2 separate regions of the Mus musculus genome follow, and region 1 is linked to region 2. A link is a loop called in an ENCODE intact Hi-C map of the cell type or tissue named here. Cell type or tissue: heart. All regions are shown on one strand. Each heading gives the region's core, and the rest is flanking DNA. Links, peaks and the distances in the headings are about the cores only. Region 1 holds the start of Lmln (leishmanolysin-like (metallopeptidase M8 family)). Region 2 has its middle 2.9 kb from the start of Smbd1.

What was found. Hi-C counts contacts between places; a loop is a spot of excess contacts. Peaks named below come from ENCODE experiments on the same cell type or tissue, not always from the same donor. Only the 100,000 strongest peaks of a DNase experiment are listed, where the experiment ranks them.
Region 1: it touches region 2 in a loop (2.9-fold over the local background); 1 of 42 quality-filtered maps calls a loop at or near these places.

The regions. Positions count from the first base shown.
Region 1 is chr16:33,059,573-33,064,948 of GRCm38, reverse strand. Rpl35a (ribosomal protein L35A) reads right to left here. Exons shown (of 5, transcript NM_001130485.1): 5 at 4,760-4,851. The coding sequence ends at 4,828. It overlaps Lmln (leishmanolysin-like (metallopeptidase M8 family)), which reads right to left and starts at 2,428. Exons shown (of 17, transcript NM_172823.2): 1 at 2,215-2,428. The coding sequence starts at 2,400. In heart, for the core only: no CTCF peak of the experiment used is centred there; a DNase peak (open chromatin) is centred at 2,528; H3K4me3 peaks cover 1,965 bases; H3K27ac peaks cover 1,875 bases.
Region 2 is chr16:32,810,687-32,816,062 of GRCm38, reverse strand. No RefSeq gene overlaps it. Among named protein-coding and RNA genes, the nearest start is that of Smbd1, 2.9 kb to the right of the region's middle. In heart, for the core only: CTCF peaks have their summits at 2,716 and 2,915 (motif pointing left); DNase peaks (open chromatin) are centred at 752, 1,392, 2,092 and 2,872; H3K4me3 peaks cover 1,492 bases; H3K27ac peaks cover 1,646 bases.

The sequences.
Region 1 (5,376 bases), core at 127-5,126, 250 kb before region 2:
AATGGGATCACTCATTTTGTAGAAAAATAGCTATGCTGCATGCTATTGATCTACAGTGTGTACTGTCCACTTTCGTCCCCTGGCAGACAGCCTGCCTGCAGTCTTCCTCCTCACAGGCAGGTGACAGCGCCCTCTGTCCACTTTCGTCCCCCGGCAGACAGCCTGCCTGCAGTCTTCCTCCTCATGGGCAGGCGACAGTGCCCTGTGGCTTTGGTTGTGCTCAGCTGCTGCTGTTACTTTACAATGCTGGAGGCTAACCCGGGGCTTTGGGGTCATACGTTCTATCAGTGGACTACAGCCCCACGATGCATTCATTAAGTTGAGCGTATATTGGGTGTCTTCATATGCAAGGCACCGTGGCAGGTACTTGGATACATGTATGACATCTACATTGCCTTGAGGTAATGAAGACGGCTGAGTCCGGTAATTCCTAATAAACTGATTCAAGGTCACAAACAGAAGGCACGAAAGTCAACTTTAGAGGAACAGGTTAAGGAGAGATGTTGTGGAAAAGGGGCTATTTGAGAAAAGTTAAGAGAAACATAGCTTATTCCCTCTCTGACTTACATACGCACTAGACCACATACAGACTGCAGAATCCAGAGCACCAAACTCAGCACTAGCATACAAAAGTGGAACTGCTAGCTTCTAGGAATGGAATGGCAGCGTCATATAGATAATATATATTGTCAAATTTGGAAGAACTATTTAAAACCAGTTCCACTTGAAGCCAAATGTGGTAATCCACCCCTATAATACCAAGACTTGGGAAATGAAGGCAAGTAGAGGCTACAGAGTGAGTTCCATGCCAGCCCGGGCCTCAGGAGACCCTGATTCAGAAAACAAAACGACTAAAGAATACTAGTTGAAGGCACTAGAGGAGAAAAGACACAGCTTGCAAGGTCTGCTTTTGAAATACAGGAACGGTGCCTCTGACTTGTAAGGCCCCCTTTTCCCAGGGGTTTTGTGCAGGAGGCAGAACACAGAGCATTACGGGCTTAATGAGAACACATGTTCAGACCTTACAGTAGCACAAGGTAACGGGGAGAAAGACTGCGAGGGGGAGGCTCACAGTGGCCACTACCTAATGAAAACTTAACAGTTACGAGACCCAGCAGAAGAATGTGATGTGTGCTGAGGGAAGAGAGCAGGGAGCAGAAACCACCTCTTCAGCCCTGAATTGAAGCAACTCCCTTAATGCGACTGTCATGTGCTCACTGGGCTTACAGGGAAATGAGCGTATAATAAGGTGTCGAGGAAGGCTAGCAATAACAGAAAGAACCAAACGAGGGGGAGGGGTGTGTGTGTGTGTGTGTGTTAAAAGAACACCAACAAAACAAAAAGCTCACTGGAGAGGATAAACGATGAGCAGAGCCAGAAGTGATATCATACTTCTACAACCCCAGCACTCTGGAAACTGAGGCAGAAGGATCTCAAATTCCAGGCCAGCCTGAGCTACACAGTAAGTTCAAGGCCAGTCTGAACACTGCAAGGCAAGGCTGAAAGCTACGCGTAGCACAGAAGAGAACCTGGTTCAATGCCAGAATACAGATAAGGCCTCCAGACGAAATGGGAAGAACGCTCTACTGGGGAGGTTTTGGTAGGCAGATCTGAGTGAACCGAGACTACAAGAATTTATAAAGACTGAGAGAGAGTTGAGGTGAAAGGAGGTGCAGACTTTACAGAGCAGAGGGGATGGGATAAAGGCAGCAAAGCCATAACTAACTAGAAAACGAATCCTGAACTTTGGTCTCCTGAGTTTTCTCAGTAGTAGCCTTCCTACCAACAGCTCTGTCTGGTTCTCCCTTCAACTGTTTCTCAAGTCTTCGGATAAGAGGTTCTCGGTGTGGTGCTTAAGTAAGCAGCATCAGTATCTAGGAATCCGAATTGTGGGGATGCATGCCAGAGCTCCTGAGTCAGAAAGTGGGGGGAGCGGGGCGGCAATCTGTTCTAACAAGCGCTTCGATTATTCTGATGCTCGTCCAAGTTTGTGGTACTACTGGCTAAGCGGAACGGGAGGGGACAAGTGCCTAACTCAGCTGCTCTGCAGGCAGCAGGGGCTGACGGCGGGTCCCGCGGGTCCGGCGGGTCCTGCGGGTCGGGCGAGGGCTTTCTCCTGCAGAGCACCTGCAGTCCGCCATCCGGGACGCCACACCCTCCACGTTACTCCAGCCACTCCCTCGCCCGGCCCGTTCGCGCCCCGCTTCGCCCTACCTCAGTGTCCGAAAGGACGTGATGGCGACACGGAGGCGAAGTGCCCAGGGAGACGGGAGCAGCTCCGGCACCGGCCGGGAGCCCGCCCAGCACAAGCAGGACGCCTCGCACCCACAGGCAGCCGCCCCAGCGGCCTCGCGGCCCTGGTCCCGGGCCGCCCGCTCCTCCAGACCCAGCGGCCGCCATCTTCGGGCCGGCGTCGTTACCATGGAGTGCGACGCCTCCTCGCCGCCGCCCGCCCTCGCCGCGGACAGGTGGCGGGCCGTAAGCCGCCTCGCCATTGGCCGGCATTACGCCGGGTCCGGCGGAGGACGAGGGCAGCGGCGACCGCGGCGACGCGCGGAGCTGGCCAATGAGCGCCGCGGGGCAGCCCACGTGAACTGAGCTGTGGGAACCCTGGGCTAGCGGGGATTAGTGCAAAGCGGTCGGGCGTGCGGAGCGGCGCATTCAGAAGCTGCTGCTGCCACTTCATTCCGTAGCAGCTAAGCGCTCGGCCCACAGCTGGTCCTGTGAACCAGACCCTTCAGTCCACTCCAGCACCATCACGTAACTACCAAAGCTATTTGGACAGCCAACTAGGGTTATGGTACATATGTGACAGCTTGTCTACCCACTACACAGGGAAAGTTAGAGAGCCCCGAGCTACAAGGTTGAAGTCTGCGCAAAGGTCACTTGCCATAGCATGTGTAAGTCATTCCTTATACCTTAAAGGAGTCTCAACCTTTCTCTGCTTACCGCAAATACTTAATTCCCAACATTGGCTCAACTTTGTAAACATAACTATTCAGCTTCCAAAGCCCATCCCGCCTCTTTTTTGTTGTTGTTACTGGGTTTCTCTGTGTATCCCTGGCTGTCCTGGAACTCACTCTTGTAGACCAGGTTGGTCTCGAACTCAGAAATTTGCCTGCCTCTGCCTCCCAATTGCTGGGATTAAAGGCGTGTCACCACTGCTGGGCTTCCTAACTACTTTAAAGATGGAATTCTAGAAATTGTTTAAAGCAGCACTTATTGTCCATTCAATTTCAGTTCTCAAAATTGCAAACCCCACCTCAGTTTATGGTGATTTGTCAAGATAGATCTGACACCCTCTTCTGTATCTAAAGACTACAGTGTACTTACATATAAATCTTTTAAAAAAAAAAAATCCCGCCGGGCGTGGCAGTGTACTTACATATAAATCTTTTAAAAAAAAAAATCCCGCCGGGCGTGGTGGCGCACGCCTTTAATCTCAGCACTCGGGAGGCTGAGGTAGGTGGATTTCTGAGTTCAAGGCCAGCCTGGTCTACAGAGTGAGTTCCAGGACAGCCAGGGCTATACAGAGAAACCCTGTCTCGAAGAAAAAAAAAAAAAAAATCCCAGCGGAGTACCTAAGACCCCTGTGCCGCTCCTTTCAGACACCTAACCTTTCCAGTGGTCACTGCTGACCACATAACTGACACACAAGTAGCTTTTGGGGAAAACAATTTAGATTATAATAAATCCAAGACTGACACCCCTAAAAAGTAGTTTCCAATATTAAGTACATAGGAATCTAGTGAGCTAACCTAGTTGCTCTTTATTACTCCTTTGGAGACCACTCACAACCCAGCAAGGAACACTTTTCCAAAAGTACAACTTGCAATGCCAACTTCGCTTTGAACTAACCAACCTTTCTGGGAACTGCCTTGTGCCCTCTGATGCAGTTTTCCCCGCAATAGTTGCAGTACCATCATCTTGGTGGAAAGGACTCAACCATTTTTTGGGGTGTGGGGGTACCTCACTATAGACCAGGCTGGCCTTTAACTCAAGAGATTTGACCACCACTGCCTGGCCATTTCTTTAATAGCTCAGGCTCTGTAGCACAGTCCAGTCTAAATTGGTTAATAAAAGAACTTGTTAGCAACCTAAATATGCCTTATTTCCAGGATATCCTCAAACCTTCATGTGTTTGAGAGCCCTGCATACTTTTGTAAATATGCTATTATCAACCCTGCAGGTACTGAAACCAGCCATTTTCAAGGGCAGTTTTCCAAGGTAGAAATAAAATGCACTAGTCTGACCTTTTCAGGACATACTACTTTCACTTGACCAATCCCAAATCAGTCCCCAACACCACCATGCCATCCTACCCCCGTTTATCCAGACAAGCACCATTCAAATTCTTCCCAAGTCCCTCCTGAGTTCTGGATTTGTATGGGGAACAAGCATGCACTATTACCATGGTGCCTCACCTCACGCCCACAGCATGGCAGTGGTCAGTGTCTCAGTGAGATCCACCTCAGGCCTATGATGACTTGATGCTTCTTTCACTAAAAATCTAGAATGGAAATCACGCTCCTATAGGTTACTCATATAACCCAGCTCTGCTCCAGCATTAATTAACAGAAAACTTTTCCTGAGACAGGCTCTCACTATACAGTCCTGGCTGGCCTGGATGTGAGCATCTGCACTGAAGGTATATGTCACCTCACCCAGGAAAACTTTTTGTCTAATACTATTACATAGAAGTTCCTTGCACTCCAAAACTGCTATACAACTCCAAACACCTTAACAAAGAGAAACTCAATTTAGGACAGATGTGAAAAAAAAATACAAGAGCACAAATCTACTTTTATTTATTTACTCTCCATTAGTTTAAATCCGGGATGGGTACAGCATCTGGGGAAAAAGAAACAGAAACATTAGGTGAATAATAAATATCACATTACCGTATTACTCATCCCAAAATGCACCTGGTGGCTTTATCCTGATAGTAAGGAGGCATTTGCACAGCATCTGACCTTATGTAATACTCATTTTGTACATGGTCATCTACAGTGACACGTACATTCTTGAGATGGAACGGTCTCTCTCTCACTGACTGCCCCACAGATTCTCCCATTTCCCAAGGGCTCAAATTACAGACATGATACTGCTGTGCCTGTCTTTATGTGGCTGCTGGGGGAAAAAAACCTCAGTTTTTCCAACTGAGCCACCTCCCAGCCTCAGGAACCAGCACTTTTCCCCCCTGGTACCCAAGACCAAGGGTCATGAATGCTAACTATAATCAGGACTCCGAACTGACCTATGAACCCTAGCCCCAAATCAAAGCAATCAAAACTAAACAAAAATACTCAAGTGAAATGGCTTAGTGGATACAGGCACTTGCCACCAAGCCTGACCACATGGAGTTTGATTCTTGCA
Region 2 (5,376 bases), core at 242-5,241:
TGTGAGTCCTAGCTATGGGAGAAACAGTACGACTTACCCCAATGCTGTTTCAGATCATGTACTGCCTTCTGGAGAACACTGCCCCACCCCCCGAGGCTACTGCTGCCTAGCCGGTTCTGTAACTGTCCTTAAAAGACCATTCCGTTGTTTTATCAGGCCAGCTGCTTCAAGATGGTGGGGTACATGGCAAGACCAGTGAAGTTCCGTGAGCATGGGGTCCACTGTTGCTCCTCTTTGGCTGGGAAGTGAGTTCTTTGGTCAGAAGCAATGCTGTGTGGAATACCATGAGAGTGGACAAGGCATCCCATAAGTCCATGGACAGTGGCTCATATAGAAGTGTTACACGCAGGGAAGGAAAATTGGTAATCATAACAGGCAACTAATTCCAGTAAGGATAATGTATTGGCCTTTCCATGACAGAAGCAGTCAACGTTGTCAGCCTGGTGTCTGGTCTATATAGAGAGTTCCAGGACAAAGAGACTCTGTCTCAAAAAAAAAAAAAAAAAAAAAAAAGTGGGGGTGGGGAGTGGGGCTATAATACACGGAGCCAGTGAGTTTTGGAGTGCCTGCCCCTCACAGTTGCCCCCTCCTTATAAGTCTGAGAGATGGCTGCTATGTAGACTTGAGCCCTAGGGTCACATTCCTCACCTGCAGCTGGACTGAACTGGCAAACATGCCTTTCCCCTCCCCCACGACTCAACCCTGTCCTTTCTCCCCAGCCCCCTCCCGCCTGCTATGTCTCTTGAGGCTTAGCTGCTCAGCGGAGTCTCCTTTTTATAGACCAAGCTCAAGTTATCCAGGAATGCACAGGTCCTCCGTCCCAGGCACTCCCTCTGCTCACGTTACCAGAAGGTCACAGTTATGAGAGGCCACAGTGCTTTCCCCAAACTCTGACCATGTAAGTCACTTTTAAGAGACACAGGTCCTTTGCTGTTTTCTTCAGCTATAAAGAGCCCACACTCTAGAACCTCCACTTTCCGAGGCAATGGAAACGTGTCCCTTGTTGCAAAGGGTCAGCTGGTCGTTAAAACAAAACGAAATGAAACGCAAGCCTCTCACTTCCACCCGCCAGCTTGGTTTTACATTTTTTAATTATCTTTTTCATTGGGGGGGGGAGGGGGGAGGGCTGTGCCACTGTGCATATGTGAAGCTCAGAGGACAACTTGCAGGAGTTGGTTCTCTGCTTCCACCGTATGGGGGTCCCGGCTCGTTTGATAAAGCTCTGTCTCTCTGGAAGTCCTCAGTGCTGTAAGATCAGGGAGCTGGTACTGTTCCCTCGCTGCAGTGATTTCCACGCATGCGCGAGCCTCCTTCACCTGCCGCTGCCAAGGGGCGCCCAGCCACACCCAGCGTTCAAGGCGGTGAAGGTGGCCACTCTGAAAAGATCTTTCACCTCAATCCCTGTGACCTGAAGTCCAGCTCCTTGCACACCGCCCAGTCAGTTCCTGCCATTCCATCCCACTTCCCCATGTCTACGCTATCCCTGGTGACATCTTCTGGAACTTCCCAATTTCACTTTCCGTGCTGCGGAAGGACGCTCACAGATGTGGAATAATCTCTTTTTAAATCATGGTCTCTCACATTAGGTTTCAGGCCAAAGCTACTGTCTACTGTCTCTAGAAGGTTCACTTTTCTGTTCTTTTAAAAAGATTCCTTTTTATTATTTTAAAGTATGTGTGCACTCTGTGAGGGGTGGGAAGCAATATGCACGCGTGTGTGCCAGTGGCAGAGGCATAGCATCCTTTAAAGCTACAGTTACTAGTAGTTTGAGTACCATTGTGGGCACTGGGACCAAACAGGAGCCAAATGCAATTTTAAATGCTGAGCTGTCTCTCCAGTCCCCCACTTTTCCATTCTTAACAGGGACCACCCCAAACCTTTCCTAACTGCCACTCCACGGATCCTTTCATTTACCCCACATCACAAAGAAATGGTGGCATCCAGAACAGATGCCCTCCTCACTCTGCCAGAGCTCCTCTGTGCCAGGCCACATCTCTATTCTTCTACCTTGTCGCTAAATTGCAGGGGCTAGGATGCAGAAGCCTCTGTGGATTGTGCTAAAAAGCCAAATAGACTGGAAGGCGACCCCACCCAGCCAGCTGGGTGTGGTGGTGCAATTTGTAATCCCAGCACCCCAGAGGCTGAGACTAGATTCTGAGTTCCAGGCCAGCACAAACTACATAGCCAGACCCTATTTTATAAACAAACAAATAAACCAAACAAAAATATTCCATAGACCAATGTGCACAGAAAATGAAGTGCTCTCCTGGGAGAATTTGGCTTCATCTCTTGTGGCCATTTCTTGTGTGTTTAACTTCTCACCGAGAGTAGAGGCACTAATAATAAAGTGTTGACACGTTTTTTTTTTCCATTTTAAAAATCCAGACTGGGGCTAGAGAGATGGTTCCACAGTTAAGAGCGTTCACTGTTCTTGAAGAGGACCTGAGGTCAGTTCCCAACACACACGTGGCAGCTCAAAATTACTCTAACTCCAGTTCGGGGAATCTATCGCCCTCTTCCGGCCCCTACAGGCCCTGCATATGTGGGATGCACATACATTCAGCCACCAAACATTTATTAATTAAAAGTCGGAATAAATAAATATTTTAAAAATATTTATCTCTTAAGTTTACTTTCCTCCAAGTTATTTCCTCTTTAATGGCCAAACACCTCCAAAACAATGACTGCACGTTCTGCCAACTTCTGAACATCTGCTACCCTCAATTAAGCCAAATACTACTTCCTTCCTATTCCCACTTCCTTAGAAATACGTAGGCCCGAGGGTCCCTGTGCCATCTGGAGGGGTAACCCGAGTGGACTCTTCGCAGTGTGGCCCTTCTGGATGCCTGAGAAATATTTGAAGTAGCGATGCAGCAAGCAGTTTCTCTTAGAGAGGAAGGACACTGTCCTGTGCTGGTGGCGCCATCTGCTGGTATTGCAGATGTTATACCCAACTTGTTTTCTCTCTCTTCCTCCCCTTGGGCTCTCAAGGGAGGCATCCCCGCAAGATGGGTGAAGAGATAGTCAAATCATCTAGACAAGCCACACCTAAGTCTTTGCTTCTACTACATGGAAACACCCCCCCCTCCCCGTTGAAGTCATCAGGGCGACACCCATAGACCTCTGAGAGAAGAAAAAAAAAATCCCCTTCTAGGGCTGGAAAGATGGCTCAGGGGTTAAGAGCACTGACTGCTCTTTCAGAGGTCCAGAGTTCAAATCCCAGCAACCACATGGTGGCTCACAACCACCTGTAATGGGATCTGATGCCTTCTTCTGGTGTGTCTGAAGACAGCTACAGTGCACTTATATACATAAAATAAAATAAATCTTTAAAAAAATTTCCCTTCTAGCCAGGCAGTGGTGGTGCACACCTTTAATCCCAGAACTAGTGGAGGCAAGACACCAGAGGCAGCCAGATCTCTGTGAGTTCAAAGCTAGCCTGGTCTACAGAGTGAGTTCTAGGACAGCCAGGGCTACATACACAGAGAAACCTCGTCTTTAAAAGGAAAAAAAGTGTCTCTTCATGTAACCCAACCCAAGGCCCTGAGAAGTCGATGAGCTCACTGGAATATGAGTATTATGCCTGCAGCTCCCATTATACTTAAGCCGCATGCTTTCTCCCCAATAGTAGGACTAAAGGAAAGCTGTCCACTCTCAACACTTTAACTCATCACAGTGAAACAAGTTCTAGCCACTCTAAAAAGGTGGGAAAAGGAAATGAGATAGATCTGTGTTTGCAGATGTCACGGTTATGTAGAAAGTCCCAAGGAATTTGTTTCTAAAAACAAATCTAGAATAATGGAGTGAGCCCTGCTGACACATGGTGTATGACTTTGACCTCTGGGGCTGTGAGAAGACAGATCTCTTCTATTTTATTAGCTAGTTTAGAGAGCGGGTCTCGCTAAATCATAGCCTTCTTGGCCACTGGCTCCCTGAGAGCCAGTTTTCCATCCCAGCTTCTGCACTTTTAAAGATTATTATTATACCATTATGCTTCCAGCTACACATTGCAGGAACCCTACCAAGACACCAGACAAAAGACAGTTTGTTTTCCTAACATTTCAAGAGCCCCAGGGGAAGCACACCAATTGATGCCTCTGGTTTGCTTACATAGTGATTCCTTTGCGGCCCAGGCTCCTTCCATCCTTCTGTCCTGTCAGGCTCAGCATACCGCCATTTGCTTTATCTGCATGTCTTTACCTGGTGATTGTTGTTGCCACATAAACAAACAAAAAAATCTAATAAAGGTAGGAAGGGGCAGGTGAGGACACTCAGAGGATAAAGTGCTCACTTTGTGAGCCTAACAACCTGAGTTTGAGCCTCAGAACCCATGATGGAAGGAGCGAGCTGATTCTCAAAACTAGTCTTTTGGCATCCAAATGCGTGTGTGTATGCGTGCCCCCTCCCCTATGATAGCTAAAATATAAATTTAAAAAGCATAAGTAAAAATGCCAGAGAGAAATGGGGTGTTATATCAGAGTTCTCTAGAGAAACAGAACTGGTAGAATTTATGTATATTAAAATGGGATCTATTAAAATGGCACACAGGCTCTGGTCTGGCTAGTCCAGCATTGGCTGTTGCCTGATGGAAAGGCCAAGAATCCGGCAGTTGTTCCATCCATGAGGCTGGCTGTCTCAGCTGGTCTTCACCCTGTGATGGGGTCCCAAAGAAGTGGGCTCTAATAGAGAAAGAATGTCTCAGCAGCAGGATAGATGAACTTGCCAGCAAGAATGAGGGTAGGCAGGCAAAAAACCAAACCAAACCAAAAACCCCAAACCCCTGCTTTGTCCGTGATCTTTTCCGAGGGCTGCTGCCAGGTGTGGCCCAGATTTAGGGTGAGTGTTTTCACCAGCTTCCAGTGGAAGGTCACAGGGTGGGGTTAGGAGTGGCTATTCTCTGTCTTAGGCACCCACCATCCCTTCAAAAGCAGAGCCTCTGATGCATTCAGGGATTGATTAGAACCTGTTTGGGCCAAAGACGTAACCAATTTCAAATCATAGTCATTTCTGAATGCCCAACAGAGTCGATTCTTTGCATTTTTAAATAGGAGCTAAGGGAAAATTTCTTTATCCCTTAACCTTGAGATGACTTTGCCTCAACCTTCAGCTTTATGTCAGAACTGTAACAGTTCTGCCAGGCGCAGGGTCTCTGCAAGGGAACTGAGGTGCCCCGCTCATTGCTGTAGCTGATGGGACCACTCTTACTATATCTCTCATTTTGATTGGGACAGCACTGGACAGGGAGCTGGGGGACCAGCGCTGTCACCTCAGCTCTCCATATTAAACTGTGTGAGTCCAAAGTATCCTTTGTCTTCCCAGGCCTCAGTGTCCTTGTCTATAAAATGGGAAGGTCAGATACGCACGGAGGCCCTCTGC